Linked DNA regions of Homo sapiens: all the other regions are linked to region 1. Evidence: chromatin contacts called from ENCODE Hi-C or POLR2A ChIA-PET data. All regions are on one chromosome and are shown on one strand. The core of a region is the stretch at or near the end of the contact, and the rest is flanking DNA. Distances in the headings are between cores, read along the strand shown. Region 1 overlaps MATN4 (matrilin 4). Region 2 holds the start of WFDC10A (WAP four-disulfide core domain 10A). Region 3 overlaps STK4 (serine/threonine kinase 4).

What was found. Hi-C counts contacts between places; a loop is a spot of excess contacts on that map. ChIA-PET counts read pairs that join two places held with the same protein, here RNA polymerase II (POLR2A). Pooled maps may share reads with other maps.
Region 2: a loop to region 1 is called in a pooled map, with 2.7 times the contacts of the local background. The contact joins the promoter of WFDC10A here to the enhancer-like site in region 1. A Hi-C loop is called at or near these places in 1 of 50 pooled maps. POLR2A ChIA-PET finds 5 or more read pairs at or near these places in 2 of 52 experiments (WTC11 and activated CD4-positive, alpha-beta T cell).
Region 3: a loop to region 1 is called in a map of left ventricle myocardium superior, with 4 times the contacts of the local background. The contact joins two enhancer-like sites. A Hi-C loop is called at or near these places in 4 of 168 maps with a recorded cell type or tissue (head of caudate nucleus, heart right ventricle, left ventricle myocardium superior and 1 more) and 1 of 50 pooled maps.

The regions. Positions count from the first base shown.
Region 1 is chr20:45,291,370-45,295,952 of GRCh38, forward strand. It overlaps MATN4 (matrilin 4), which reads right to left. Exons shown (of 10, transcript NM_001393530.1): 9 at 2,539-2,646; 10 at 2,081-2,456. The coding sequence ends at 2,398. Among named protein-coding and RNA genes, the nearest start is that of RBPJL, 13 kb to the right of the region's middle. RefSeq lists a silencer at 2,459-2,518. Within about 2 kb of position 2,227, at least 15 of the 41 ENCODE cell types and tissues checked have a DNase peak (open chromatin) inside an H3K27ac peak, as active enhancers do.
Region 2 is chr20:45,626,988-45,631,570 of GRCh38, forward strand. It overlaps WFDC10A (WAP four-disulfide core domain 10A), which reads left to right and starts at 2,752. Exons shown (of 2, transcript NM_080753.3): 1 at 2,752-2,917; 2 at 3,883-4,209. The coding sequence starts at 2,827. The coding sequence ends at 4,031. WFDC9 (WAP four-disulfide core domain 9) reads right to left here and starts at 4,297. Exons shown (of 5, transcript NM_147198.4): 1 at 4,216-4,297.
Region 3 is chr20:44,988,351-44,992,933 of GRCh38, forward strand. The region is part of intron 5 of STK4 (serine/threonine kinase 4); the gene reads left to right. Among named protein-coding and RNA genes, the nearest start is that of STK4, 24 kb to the left of the region's middle. Within about 2 kb of position 2,366, at least 7 of the 41 ENCODE cell types and tissues checked have a DNase peak (open chromatin) inside an H3K27ac peak, as active enhancers do.

The DNA.
Region 1 (4,583 bases), core at 977-3,476:
CTTTAGCTCATCTGATCCTCATGGCCAGGTAAGATGATCATTCCCATCCCCCCATACTCCAGTCCCTCCTGACCACGCATAGTTCAAGCTTCACTCACCTGTAAAGTCTTCCATGGCCTCCTGCGGAAATTCCAGCCACCGTTTAAGGATCACCTCTCCAGGATTTCTCCCTCCTCTCATCTGAAGTTCCCTCTTTCTGCAACAGTCAGGTGGACCTCAGCCCTTCTAGCCCGGAGCTTCCTCAGCTCAAGAGTTTTTCTCAATCATCAGTTTCTCCCTCTTCACCAAGCCTAGCAAGGTGCCCGGCACAGAGTACTTAAGAGCAGCTGCTCTGAAGTCAGTCAGCCTGGCTTCAAGCCCCATGTGGTAGGCAGAATGGCCTTCCCCACAAAGATGTACACATTTTAATCCCCGGCACCTGTGATTTCACCTCACACGACAAAAGGGACTTTGCAGATGTGGTTAAGATAGAGAGCTTGAGGCTGGGCGCGGTGGCTCACGCCTGTAATCCCAACACTTTGGGAGGCTGAGGCAGGCGGATCACCTGAGGTCGGAAGTTCAAGTCCAGCCTGACCAACATGGAGAAACTCTGTTTCTACTAAAAATACAAAAAATTAGCTGGGAGTGGTGGCATACACCTGTAATCCCAGCTACTCAGGAGGCTGAGGCAGGAGAATCGCTTGAACCCAGGAGGCGGAGGTTGCAGTGAGCCGAGATCGCACCATTGCACTCCAGCCTGGGCAACAAGAGCAAAAACTCCATCTCAAAAAAAAAAAAAGATAGCTTGAGATGGGATTATCTTTGATTATCAAGGTCATGCCAATATAAACAGAAGGGTCCTTATAAGACAGAGACGGGAAGGTCAGAGTCAGAGAAAGAGATGTGCTGATGGAAACTGAGTCTGAAGTGATGTAGGGCCATGACCCAAGGAATTCAGGTAGCCTCTAGAAGCTGGAAAAGGCCAGGAAACAAAAGCCTCTAGAAGGAATAAAGCCTTGCCAACACATCTTAGACTTCTGACCTAAAAACTGTAAGGTAATAAATGTGTGTTGCTAGCCACTCAATTTGTGGTAACTTATTAGAGCAGCCATAGGAAACATCCTGGTTCAGCTTCGTACTGGTTATGTTACTGTTGGAAACTTAACCTTTCTGTGTCTCAGTGTCCTCATCTGTAAAATGGGGATGATAAAGGCAATAATTCTTATTTCACTGGTTCCAAGTATAAAATGAAAATACCTGCAAATCAGTTACAATAATGCCCAACACTAAATATGTTAGCTGTTACTATAAGAACAGTTAATAGCTACCATTAATTGAGGGATAGGTACAAGGCACATGCCTTAGAAGAATGTCCTTGATTCTCCCCATCACGCTTGGGGGTAACAATTCCAGTCTCCACTTTGCAGATGAGGAAACAAACACAAAATAATTTTCCCCAAATCACTCTAGGACTGGAAGCATTTTAAACTTCGTTGTTTCTTACATGCACTCGGGAAATGGTACTGGTTTGTGTTCTTTGCTGATAGAGGTGTTTTGGGAGGGGTTGATAAGATGACAGAAGGAAGGCCACAGGCTGGACAGACAGGGGTCCTAGCTGATACCTCCTTCTCTTCCTACCTAGTGCAGGAGAGAGTTAAAATCGGTCAAAGCTCATCTATCCACTCCCACCCCATCCATTTAGGGGTTCAATTACTGCCTCTCACTTTCCCACCAACGCCACCCCCGCACCCCTTACCAGCGCTCAGTACTAGCAGCTTTTGAGCCAGATTTGGGGGCATCATGGGATAGGCGTGGCCGGGAGCGAAGCGTTCAGTCCGCTGGGGAATGGAGTGGCGCAGACTTACTCAGACCCCAAGGATTCCTGTTGAGCCCCCTCCCTTCCCGCAGCCTGCATAAGGAGCCATCTGTTCTCGGCTGAATAAACAAGCAGGGGGAAGCAGCGCCGGGTCTCCTGCCCCCGAGCCCGACCCCCGCACAATGCGCCTTTCTCCAAGGAGACGCCGCCCGGGCGCCGCCACAGCACGCTCCGTCTGGCTTCCCCTCCCCCAGGCGGCGCAGCAAGACCCAAAAACGGACCCCGTGGAAATCAGTTTTTTTTATTTTTTTAAGAACACAAACAAGAAATCCAACAAAGAACTGAGCGCAGCACGCGGCGAGGGCGTGCCGGTCTAGCACGTGCCCCTTCCCTCACCACCCGCTATCCCCCTGACGCCGCAGTCCGCCTAATGGTCCGGGCGAGGCCAACTCAGCTCAATGCCGGAAGCCCGCCAGCGCCTCCGCCCCGACAGCCCAAGCCGGACGGGCCCAGGTTCTGCCTGGCCCCGGCGCACCGATGGCGCGCAAGGGGCACCGTCCGTGGTGCCGCGCCCCAGCCCGGGTCTGGGCCGTCCGTGGCCCTCACTTCTGGTTGGCCAGCTGGTTCTCCAGATCCTCCAGGCGCGCCGTCAGCTGGGCCAGTGAGCGGTTAAGGAGGCCGTTGGGGTTCGCCGAGGTCCCTTCACTTTCCCTCCAGCCCGCGCCACCAGCCCCAAAGGATATGGTTCAGCGTCAGGCTCTCGAGCGCCCCCAGCGTGCGGCCCTGGAACTCCACGAGGCTTTCGCATTCGCATGGGCTCCGAAGCTCTGTCCCTGCGCTGATGCCCTCCTCTGCAAGCCGGACACAGAGGGTCAGGGGGATGAGAAATTGCCCTAGCTTTGGCCCTCTGATTTCCCTGCACTGGGCCTATGGTTGAGTATATGGGCTTTGGATTTAGAGAGACCTGGGCTGAGTCCCAAGCTAAGTAGCTGTGAGATACTGAAAAACTCACTAACCTTTCTAAGCTCAGTTTTCTCATCTATAAAATGGATATAATGAAAGAGTGTACGCATTAGTGGCTTCGAGGATTCATTCACCTGTGTACGTGTGTGTGTGTGTGTGTGCTCACGCACAACTTACAAGACTGTTTCTCAAACCTTAATGCTCATTGGAATCATCAGGAGAGCTTGTTAAAATATAGATTCTGCTTCAGAATGGAGAAGAAGCTCAGAAGGTACATTTCTAATAAGCTCCCAAATGATGCTGATGCTCCTGGTCTGTGGACCACACTTTGTGTAGCACTCTCCAAATAAAATTTTATGCAATGATGAAAGTGTTCTACATCTGCCCTGTCCAAAGCAGTAGCTACAAGCCACATGTGGCTGTTTAACACTTCAAATATGACTGGTGCTACTAAAGGACTAAAATGTATTTTATTTTAATCAATTGTAATTAAATAGGTACTGCCTACCTTTTTGAAAAAGCACAGATCTAGAACACTGCCTGGTTCAAGTAAATACTTTACAGCAGGGGTCCCCAATCCCCAGGCCATGGACCAGTACCAGCACATTACATGGACCAGTACCAGCCCATGGCCTGTTAGGAACTGGGCCACACAGCAGGAGGTGAGCAGCCAGCATGCAAGGGAGCTTCATCTGTATTTATAGCTGCTCCTCATTGCTCCTATTACAACCTGAGCTCCTTTCCTGTCAGATCAGTGGCATTGTTAGATTCTCATGGGAGCACAAACCCTATTGTAAACTGTGCATGTGAGGGATCTAGGTTGCAGGCTTCTTATGAAAATCTAATGCCTGATGATCTGTCACTGTCTCCCATCACCCACGGATGGCACCATCTAGCTGCAGGAAAACAAGCTGAGGGCTCCCACTGATTATACATTATGGTGAGTTGTATAATTATTTCATTGTATATTACAATGTAATAATAGAAATAAAGTGCACAATAAATGTAATGTGCTTGAACCATCCCAAAACCATTCTCCCCACCACCATCATGGAAATATTGTCTTCCGTAAAACCACTGCCTGGTGCCAAAAAGGTTGGAAACCACTGCTTTATAGTGTATTTCAACTAGACCAGTGATTCTCAAAGTGTGGTCCTTGGACCAGCAGCATCGGCATCGTGTAGGAATTTATCAAAAATGCTAATTATCAGACAACACCCCAGACTTGCTGAATTAGAAAATCTAGAGTTGAAGCCCAGCAATTTGTGTTTGTTTTTGTTTTGTTTTTTGAGCTCTGTCTCCCAGGCTGGAGTGCAGTGGTGCAATCTTGGCTCACTGTAACCTCTGCCTCCTGGGTTCAAGTGATTCTCCTGCCTCAGCCTCCCGAGTAGCTGGGATTACAGGCATGTGCCACCATGCCCTGCTAATTTTTTGTATTTTTAGTAGAGACGGGGTTTCACTGTGTTAGCCAGGATGGTCTCGATCCCCTGACCTTGTGATCTGCCCACCTCGGCCTCCCAAAGTGCTGGGATTACAGCCATGAGCCATCATGCCCAGCTGCAATTTGTGTTTTTAAAGGTCCACCAGGTGATTCTGGTGTGACCTAATTTTTAGGAACCACTGATCCTGATCCAACTCTATCTCCCCACACATCAACATCTTGGGGGTTGGGCAGGAGGCCTTACAATTAAAACTGGCACATGTTTTTTCTTAGCAGTACATAAGGTAGTGATGAATCTTAAAATGAATGGTATCTTAGATTCACTGAAATTCTATAAGCATGTGCCATTGTTAAGATTACAGGGAGGCCAGGTGCTGTGGCTCA
Region 2 (4,583 bases), core at 1,502-4,001, 340 kb after region 1:
TTCCTTTCATACATAATTTATTGAAAGTTTTTATCATAAAGTGGTGTTGAATTTTATCAAATGCTTTTTCTGTATCTACTGAGATTACCGTATGGTTTTGTCCCTGATTCTGTTGATGTGAAGTATCACATTTATTGATTTGTGTACATTGAGCCATTCTTGCATTCGTATGATAAATCCCACTTGATCATGCCACATTATCTTTTTGATGTGTTGTTGAATTGGGTTTGTTAGTATTTTGTTGAGGATTTTTGCACCTATTTTCATCAGGAATATTGGCCTGTGGGTTTCTTTATGCTGTCTTGTTATTGTCTGGTTTTGGTATTAAGGTTATGTGGGCCTCATAAAATTGAGCTAAGAAGAATTCCTGCCGCATCAATTTTTTGGAATAGTTTGAGAAGAATTGGTATTAATTTATATTTAAAGGGTCATAGAATTTGGTGGTAAAGCCATATGGTTCTGGACTTTTGTTTCAGGGGAGACTTTTTATTACTGATTCAATCTCCTTACTTGTTATTCGTCTGTTCAGGTTCTTCTGTTTCTTTTTGGTTCAGTGTGGTAGGTTGTATGTGTTCAAGAATTTATCCATTTCCTCTAGGTTTTTGAATTATAAAGGATATCACAAAGGATACAGAGGAAGAGGTGCATAAGGTGAGATATGGGGAAAGGCTAGAGAGCTTCCATGCCCTCCATGAGCATGCTGCTCTCCAACAACCTCTAAGTGTTCAGTGGTAGCCACCTGGAAGCTCTGACTTATATATTTTAATTTGAAATTTCTGTTCAGTTTTGAGTAATTGTCTTTTTTTAGACTAATTTCTAATTATTTCCATTATAGTCTGAAACTATGTCCTTTGTGATGTAATTCTTTAAAATTTTGTTCAGACTTTTTTTATAGCCTAATGTATAGTCACTTTTTGTACATGTTTTATTTGTGCTTGAGAAAAATGTGTTCCTCTAGTTTTTCTATGCAGACTTCTGTATATTTTAATTAAGTCAAGCTTATTAATCATAATGTTCAAATTACCCATCTCTTTACTAAATTTACTACTCTATCAATAATTTGAATGTATAAAGTATAGACCTTCTATATACCCATAAATCTTTCCCCTTATAAATGTCAGTACTTGAGCCTGCCACAATGTTGACTAGACTGCTTTAACAGAAAGCCTCCATCACATAATAACTGAAATACAATATACTTTTTATTTCTTGCTCAAATAATAATTCAAAATGAGTATTCTAAAACAATGGGTATCCTTTTTTCATGTGATAAAAGAAGTCAAGGACCCAGGCTCCTTTCACCTTTTGGCTTCACTAGGCTCTAGAACCTTGTTGTCATCTATACTGAGCTGGTGGAAAAGAAAAAGAGTGTGAAAGAGACTTGCCATCTTCTTAGGGTCTTGACCTAGTAGTGACAAGTCTGTTAGCCAAAATATTTACATTGTGGCACTGGCTGCAAGATGCTTGGGTAAGGAAAATGCAGCTTCTATTTGAGATGATGATTCTCCTCTATATAACCCCTCTTTGCTAGGATAGTTATGACAGTGTCCAGTCTCTAAATTGTTCATTTATGAGTGGACAAAAAGAAAAACTAGGAAAGAGAGAGCCTTTGGGAAGGGTCAAATACCACTCTGTAAACTATAGGTACAAATATCAGAATTTTTGAATTATAAAGGATATCGCAAAGGATACAGAGGAAGGTGCATAAGGTGAGATATGGGGGAAAGGCTAGAGAGCTTCCTTTGAATGTAAATTACAACTGTGGACTGAAGGAGTCTGCATTAGGAGTTCAGAATGTCAGAAAGAGGTTCAAATCTTTAGAAGATTATCATCATCAGAGGAAGAGGGTGATCTTCTTCCCAGCTTGCATGCCTACTGGGAGTCCAGTGACCCTAGGTTGTCCCCTCTTTCTCCTGTTAGGGAAGAAGAAACATCTTCACTTCTGAGAGTTCATTTCCTTCATGATATTCAAGGTCAGTGACCACCTCCTCCTGGACAGCCTGCCAAGCCTTTGACTGATAGGTCTCTCCCCCTGTCTGAGCTCTAAGATATTTACTATGTTTCTCCACTAGCCCTTCTGTCCCATGCCCTACAATAGTCTCTCTTTCTGTGTGTTTATGTGTGTTTAAATTTGTATATGTATATCTGTGTATGTGTTTATATACATTTATATATGAAACAGCTACTTACTCTTTCACTCAGGAATTCTAGCTCTCTTAGTCTAAAGAAATCAAAGATTTATAAATAAAAATAATATGACATTCTCTAGATTATTAGTAATTAGTACAATACAAATACTTGATTATTAGCATTTGAGAGCTGTGCAATTATGAAAATCCACATTTTGAGAAATACTTACATGATTAAATAAGGGTGGCAAAAATAGATAACAAAAGTTGTTTATATTAAAAGGATTGTTTATATTAAATATGGAGAGAAACTAAAAGATAATGCAATGAAACATCAGTTAATTCTAAGCAACTCTTTTTAACAATATATTTTTTCTTTTCTTTTTTCCATAAAACATTTTGTAATTAGAAAGCAGAAATAAATGATATCTTTCATTCTATCGGCAAGAACACAAGACTGGTTATGTGAAAGGAGGAGGCGTCATTCCTGCGGAAGCCCTATCCCACATGACGAACGACAAGGCCAGGGGCAAGCAAAAAGAGGAAGGACTCTCTTGCTCTGCTCCGACTTGGCCAGTAGAGGCAGTGAGGAGCTAAAGATCATTCCTTCTTTCCTTCCTTCACTCTCCGTAGACAGCTCTGCAGGGAAGTCTGTGACAACCTGGCCAGACATAGGGCTCACGATCTGATCAGAGTCATGGCACCCCAGACTCTGCTGCCTGTCCTGGTTCTCTGTGTGCTGCTGCTGCAGGCCCAGGGAGGATACCGTGACAAGAAGAGGATGCAGAGTAGGTGATGGGCTGCTGGATGGGTGAGGGGGAATTGGGTAGGGGGAATGGAGGGCCTGTGTCCAGTCTGAGTAGGACCTAGGAGTTGGAAACTCTCTGCATATCCAGCTCTGACCACAATGTTGTGTAGACTCTGGACTGTCCCTAAACCATGGCCCTCCAGCCCCTTAGCTGGCCCTGGGAATAGTAATGGGAATGAAGAAGAAACCTGCATATTTTGCTGTTCCTTCTCAATACTTAGAGAGAAATGGCACATCCCATAGTGAAAGGCGCACCAGGGCTGAGAATCCAGTGGGGAAAGCAAGACAATTATTATTTGATTTATGCACATTTGTGAGGAGTAAAGATTCAGAAGTGGTTATGACGGTAGGTGTAGGTGTAGAATGGGTATAAGTGTAGGGAAATAGGACATAAGACAAGCAAAAGTTGGGGTACACAGAGCCAAGTTAAGGTTATCATCAAAGGGGCAAGGAGAGTGGTGGTGGAAAGGGAACTAAAGAAGGGGCAGGAAGACTAGAGACAGTGACAGTGAGCAGAAGAGAGGGAGAGACAAGAGGCATGTTGATCCTCATCTCTGAATTCTACTATTCAGAGACTAGGAGAGAGTTTGAAAGATGTCTCATGCTTCTTTGAGCTCTCAGGATCAGACTGTAGATTCTTTGGTGGTGACTTCACCAAGGCCATGACTAGTAAGGGAGATGGAGTTCTGATTGCTGGTGTGTGGAGAAGGTCCAGGAAGCCCAGGCATTGTGGTCTAATGGGGTAAGGTGTACAGTGGAGAGACAGGATTTAAAATATGACCAATCACTAGGATTTGGTGATGGGCAGGAAGGTAGTTCTATGAAGAAGGAATCCAGGAGTATCATGACTGAGACCTGGGTTCAAGGGTCTTGGAGGAGGCTTCAGCTTGAGAAAAATGTTCTCTAGGAAACTGCGTTTATTTACCGTTCTATTCTCCTTGTCAGAAACACAGCTATCCCCAGAAATCAAAGTCTGCCAGCAGCAGCCTAAACTATATCTATGCAAACACTTATGTGAATCTCACCGAGATTGTCAAGCAAATAACATATGCTGTTCTACCTACTGTGGGAATGTTTGCATGAGCATCCTGTGAGTGGGAGAGTGGGCTGGGATGTGCATCCTGCTTCCCAACTCCTCTATCCAAGACTGTGCCCACATCCGAAGCACAAGGACCTCAAGTCACCAGCATAAGAACATCAACAGGAATGCCGCCCTCTCTACTGTCTGAACCCCTTGTCCCTGTCAAATAAACCAGAACAAATGCCCAGGGATCCTACCTCTTTTGCTGCCACTACAGATGATCATTGAGAGCTCACTGTGGCCCCTACAGATGCCCCACTTGTCTTGCGTCCTGGTGTTCAATTTCTCTCCCTGGCTATGCTTCTCTACCCTCCCTCTCCCTCTTTGGCCCACGTATCCCTGCCAGCCCTCAGGATGCCCAGCCCCTTGCTGTTTTGCTCACTGAACCAGTACTCCCAGGGGGAGGAACTGCTCATGTGCAGCATCTCCTGATGCTAAGGAGAACATTTCTCACCCTGGAGTCAGAAGGACCCATTAAGCATGAGATGGGTGGCAGTTAGAACCCGAGATAAAGAGTGGGAGGCCCCCAAGCACTGCTTTGGTCTCCTTAGCCTTGGTGCACCGC
Region 3 (4,583 bases), core at 1,116-3,615, 300 kb before region 1:
CTAAAAATACAAACATTAGCCGGACATGGTAGCGCACGCCTGTAATCTCAGCTACTTGGGAGGCTGAACCTGGGAGATTGCGCCATTGCACTCTGCACTCCAGCCTGGGCAACAGAGTGAGACCCCATCTCAAAAAAAAAATGTGTATGTATGTATGTGTGTGTGTATATATATGTGTGTGTGTATATATATATATATATATATATATATATATATATGTATCCATTCCATTTACTAATTTTAGTAATTGATTGATTACCCAATAATGACTTACAGTGTTCTTATTGCTATAATGCCTGCCTTGGCAGAATTTTTCTCCCCTTTTAATATGTACAATTCAGTGTTTAGTATATTCACAAAATTGTGCAGCTATTGCCAATGTCTAATTCCAGAACATTTTCATCATCCTCAAAATAAACTGTACCCTTTAGCTGTTAGTCCCCATTCTCTTCCCAGCCCTTGACAACCACTAATCTACTTTCTGTCACTATAGATTTGCATATTCTGAATATTTCATATAAATAGAATCATACATAATGTGCCCTTTTGTTTCTGGCTTCTTTTGTTTAACATAATGTTTTTGAGTTCATCCATGTTGTAACATGCATCAATTCTTCATTCCTTTTTATTGCTCAGTAATATTCCATTGTGGCTGTAACACATTTTGTTTACTTATTCATTAGTTGAATATTTAGATTGTTTCTGCTTTTTGGCTGTTAGGAATAATGCTACTGTGAAATTTGTGTACAGGTTTTTATGTGAACCGTTGTTTTCATGTGATACACAGAGTTGCTGGATCACATGGTAACTCTGTGTTTAATTTTTTAAGGAACTGCCAAACTGTTTTCCAAAGTGGCTCACCATTTTGTGTTCCCTGCTGATGTATGAGAATTCCAACTTCTCTGCATCCTCGCCAACATTTTCTTTTTTGTGTTTTTGATTATAACCATCCTAGTGAGTATGAGGCAGTATCTCTTTGTGGTCTTGATTTGCATTTTACTAATGACTAGTGATGTCGACTGTCATTTTTTCTGCTTATTGGACATTCGGGTATCTTTGGGAAAATGTCTATTTAAATCTTTTGCCCATTTTTAATTGGGTTATTTACCTTGTTATTGTTGAATTAAGAGTTCTTTATATATTTTAGATATAAGTCTCTTATGTACATGATTTGCAAATATTTTCTCTCATTCTGTGGGTTGTCTTGAAGGTGTCCTTTGAAATACAAAATTTTTAAATTTTGGTCGTGTCCAGTTTCTTTTTTCTTTTGTTGCTTGTGCTTCTGGTGTCACATCTAAGAAATCATTAGCTAATGCAGGGTCATGGAGATTTACTCCTATGATTTCTTTGAAGTGTTTAATGGTTCTAGCTCTTATGTTTAGATCTGTAATCTGTTTTGAGTTAGTTTTCATGGTGTGAGATAGGCATCCAATTTCATTCTTTTATATGTTGATATGTAGTTGTTCCAACATTTGTTGAAAAGACTGTTTTTTCTTTGTTGAAATGTATGAGTTTATTTCTATGCCTTCAATTCTATTCCATTGACCTATATGTCTGTCCTTGCACCAGTTCTGTGCTGTCTTGATTACTGTAAGTTTGAAGTAATTTTTGAAGTTGGTTAAGTGTGAGTGTTCCAACTTTGTCCTTCTATTTCAAGATTGTTTTGGCTATTCTGGGTCCCTTGTATTTCCACATAAATTTTAGGATCAGCTTGTCAATTTCTGCAGAAAAGGCCGTTGGGATTTTGGTAGACATTATTTTGAATCGTAAATCAGCTTGAAAATACTGCCATTTTGGCAATATTGTCTTCCGATCTATGAATATAAGCTGTCTTTCCATTTATTTAGATTTTCTTTAATTCTTTTAGCAATGTTTTATAATTTGCAGTGTACAAGTTTTGCATGTATTTGGTTAAATTCATTCCTAAGTAGTTTGTACTTTTTGATACTATTTTAAATGGATTTGCCTTATTTTCAGATTGTTCATTGCTAGTGTAACATACAATTGATTTTTGTATATTATCTTGTGTCCTGGCACCTTGCTGGACTTTTTTTTTTTTAAATTAACTGTGAACATGTATGTTGTTTTGTTAAAAAAAATGAGATTTTTTTTCCTTCACTAAAATAAACTGAAACTGTAGTACAAGATGATCTGACTTGGCTGTTTGGTTGTGAAACCTCCAGTACTACTAAGTTTAGGCCCCTCTCCGGTCTCTTGTCTAGAGGCTGTAGGCCTTGTTGGCAGCTTTCTGGGAAGTGGTGGTGGTGGTGGCAGTGGGGATTGTTAACATGTTAATGCTCATTTAATGTTCCTGATTCACAACACCACCCACACTCTCTATAGTCTAGAGATCCTCGGTTTCACTCCCCAGAGAGTACACCTCCAGTCTAATGCCAGGGTGGGGCGAGGGAAGCCCACTAGTTGCTTGATGGGAGAGGAAGGTTTAGGGTGCTTAGCTGCTTCTTAACTCTTTCAACCCAGGCTTCCTATTTGGATGTCCGTTTTCACCCCTCTTTTCTCTGCCTGATGCCACCAATTTCTAAGTCTTTTGGAGGGGTTGGTGTTAAAATCAGGTTGTTTCCTAGTTTTCCTGGCGACTGACTGAGGATTCCATCTGATAGTCTGTTCAGTTAGTTACTATTGGGCCATCTGCTCTCCAGCTTTTAAAATTCTGTGGCTGTAGTTATTTTCCCCTTTGTTTTTTTATTCTTGTAGATTTATTCTTAAAAAACAATCCTTTTAGTATCTTTTTGAGTGAGTTTTGAGAGATAGTGAAAGTAAAATGTATTTGCTCAAGCTGTCATCTTTACCCAAGACTCTGTAATATTATTTCTGGTGGCAACATGGGTATTTCATTGTATGGATATAGCATGATTTATTTAACTCTTTCCCTACAGTTGGATGTTGGGTGCCCATTAAGGTTGCTTAGAGTTTTCCCACCACTATAAACATAAACTCTGTGATTAACATTCTTGCAACTAAATTTTTCAGCATTTCCTTGAGTAAATCCTTAGGATAATTTATTTACATTGGAATCTAGGTCAGAAAATATGTGAATGTATATTGGCAAAGTGCTTTTGATGCATAGTGCTGAATTTCTTCTAGAAGTGAACAGTTTCAGTTTCCAACTTCAGTATATAAATGTGCTCTTTTCCCCTCATATTTGCTAATGCTGAATGGGCAGCAACTTGTATCTTCCCTGCTATTTCTCAAAGCAGTTGACATATTTTTGCATTTAATTATTGGCCATTTATAAAAATTCGTTTGTAAATGTTCATTTTTGTGTCAGTTTTCCTAATTGAATGTTGTACTTTTTTTTTTTGTTTTTGGGAGACAGGGTCTTGCTCTGTCACCCAGCCTGGAGTGCAGTGGCACAATCACGGCTCACTGCAGCCTCAACCACCAGGCTTAGGTGATACCCCCACTTTTGGCCTCTTGGGTAGCTGGGACTACAGACGCACACCACCACCCCCAGCTAATTTTTAGTAGTTTTTGTAGAGACATAGTTTCACCATGTTGACCAGGCTGGTCTCAAACTCCTGAGCTCAAGCAATCTGCCCCCCTTGGCGTGCCAAAGTGCTGGGATTACAGGTTTGAGCCATTGTGCCTGGCTGAGTGTTGCATCTTTTAAATAAATCTTATTAAAAAAGATAAACTAAAAAAATTTATGTTAAAATTGTTACTCCTATTTTGTATATGCTGAAATATCTTCTAGTTTACTAGTTGTCTTTTAATTTTGATTATGGCTTTTTAAAAAAATACTACATAAGTTTCCAAATTTTATATAGAAAAATCCATCTACCTTTTATCTTATGGTTTCTATCTTTGATGTCATGCTTAAAAAATCCTTTTCTCCTTAACATTATAGAATGGTTAATCTATGTTTTTTTTATTTTTTATTATTTTATTTTATTTTATTTTTTTTTGAGACAAGGTCTTGCCCTGGCACCCAGGCTGGAGTACAGTGGCATGATCATGGCTCATTGTGGTGTCAAACTCCTGGGCTCAAGCAATCCTCTTGCTTCAGGCTCCCAAGTAGCTAGGACTACAGGTGTGTGCCACTTCGCCCAGTTAAAATTTTAACATTTTTTATAGAGATAGGCTCTCCCTATTTTACCCAGGCTGGTCCGGAACTCCTGCCTCTGCCTCCCAAAGTATTGGGATTAGAGGTATAAGCCAGCACACCTGCTCTGTTGCTCAGGCTGGAGTGCAGTGGCATGATCATAGTTCACTGTAATCTTGAACTTCTGGGCTCAAGTGATCCTCCCACCTTAGCCTCCCAAGTAGCTAGGACTACAGGCATGTGCCACCATGCCTGGCTAATGTACTGTTTTTTTTTTGTTTGTTTTTTGTTTTTTGTTTTTGAGACAGTCTCGCTCTGTCACCTAGGCTAGAGGACAGTAGCGCAATCTTGGCTCACTGTAACCTTCACCTCCCAGGTTCAAGTGATTCTCGTGCTTCAGCCTCCCGAGTAGCTGGGATTACAGGTACCTGCTACCACACCCGGCTAATTTTTTGTACTTTTAGTAGAGACGGGATTTCGCTATGTTTCCCAGGCTGGTTTCGAACTCCTGAGCTCAGGC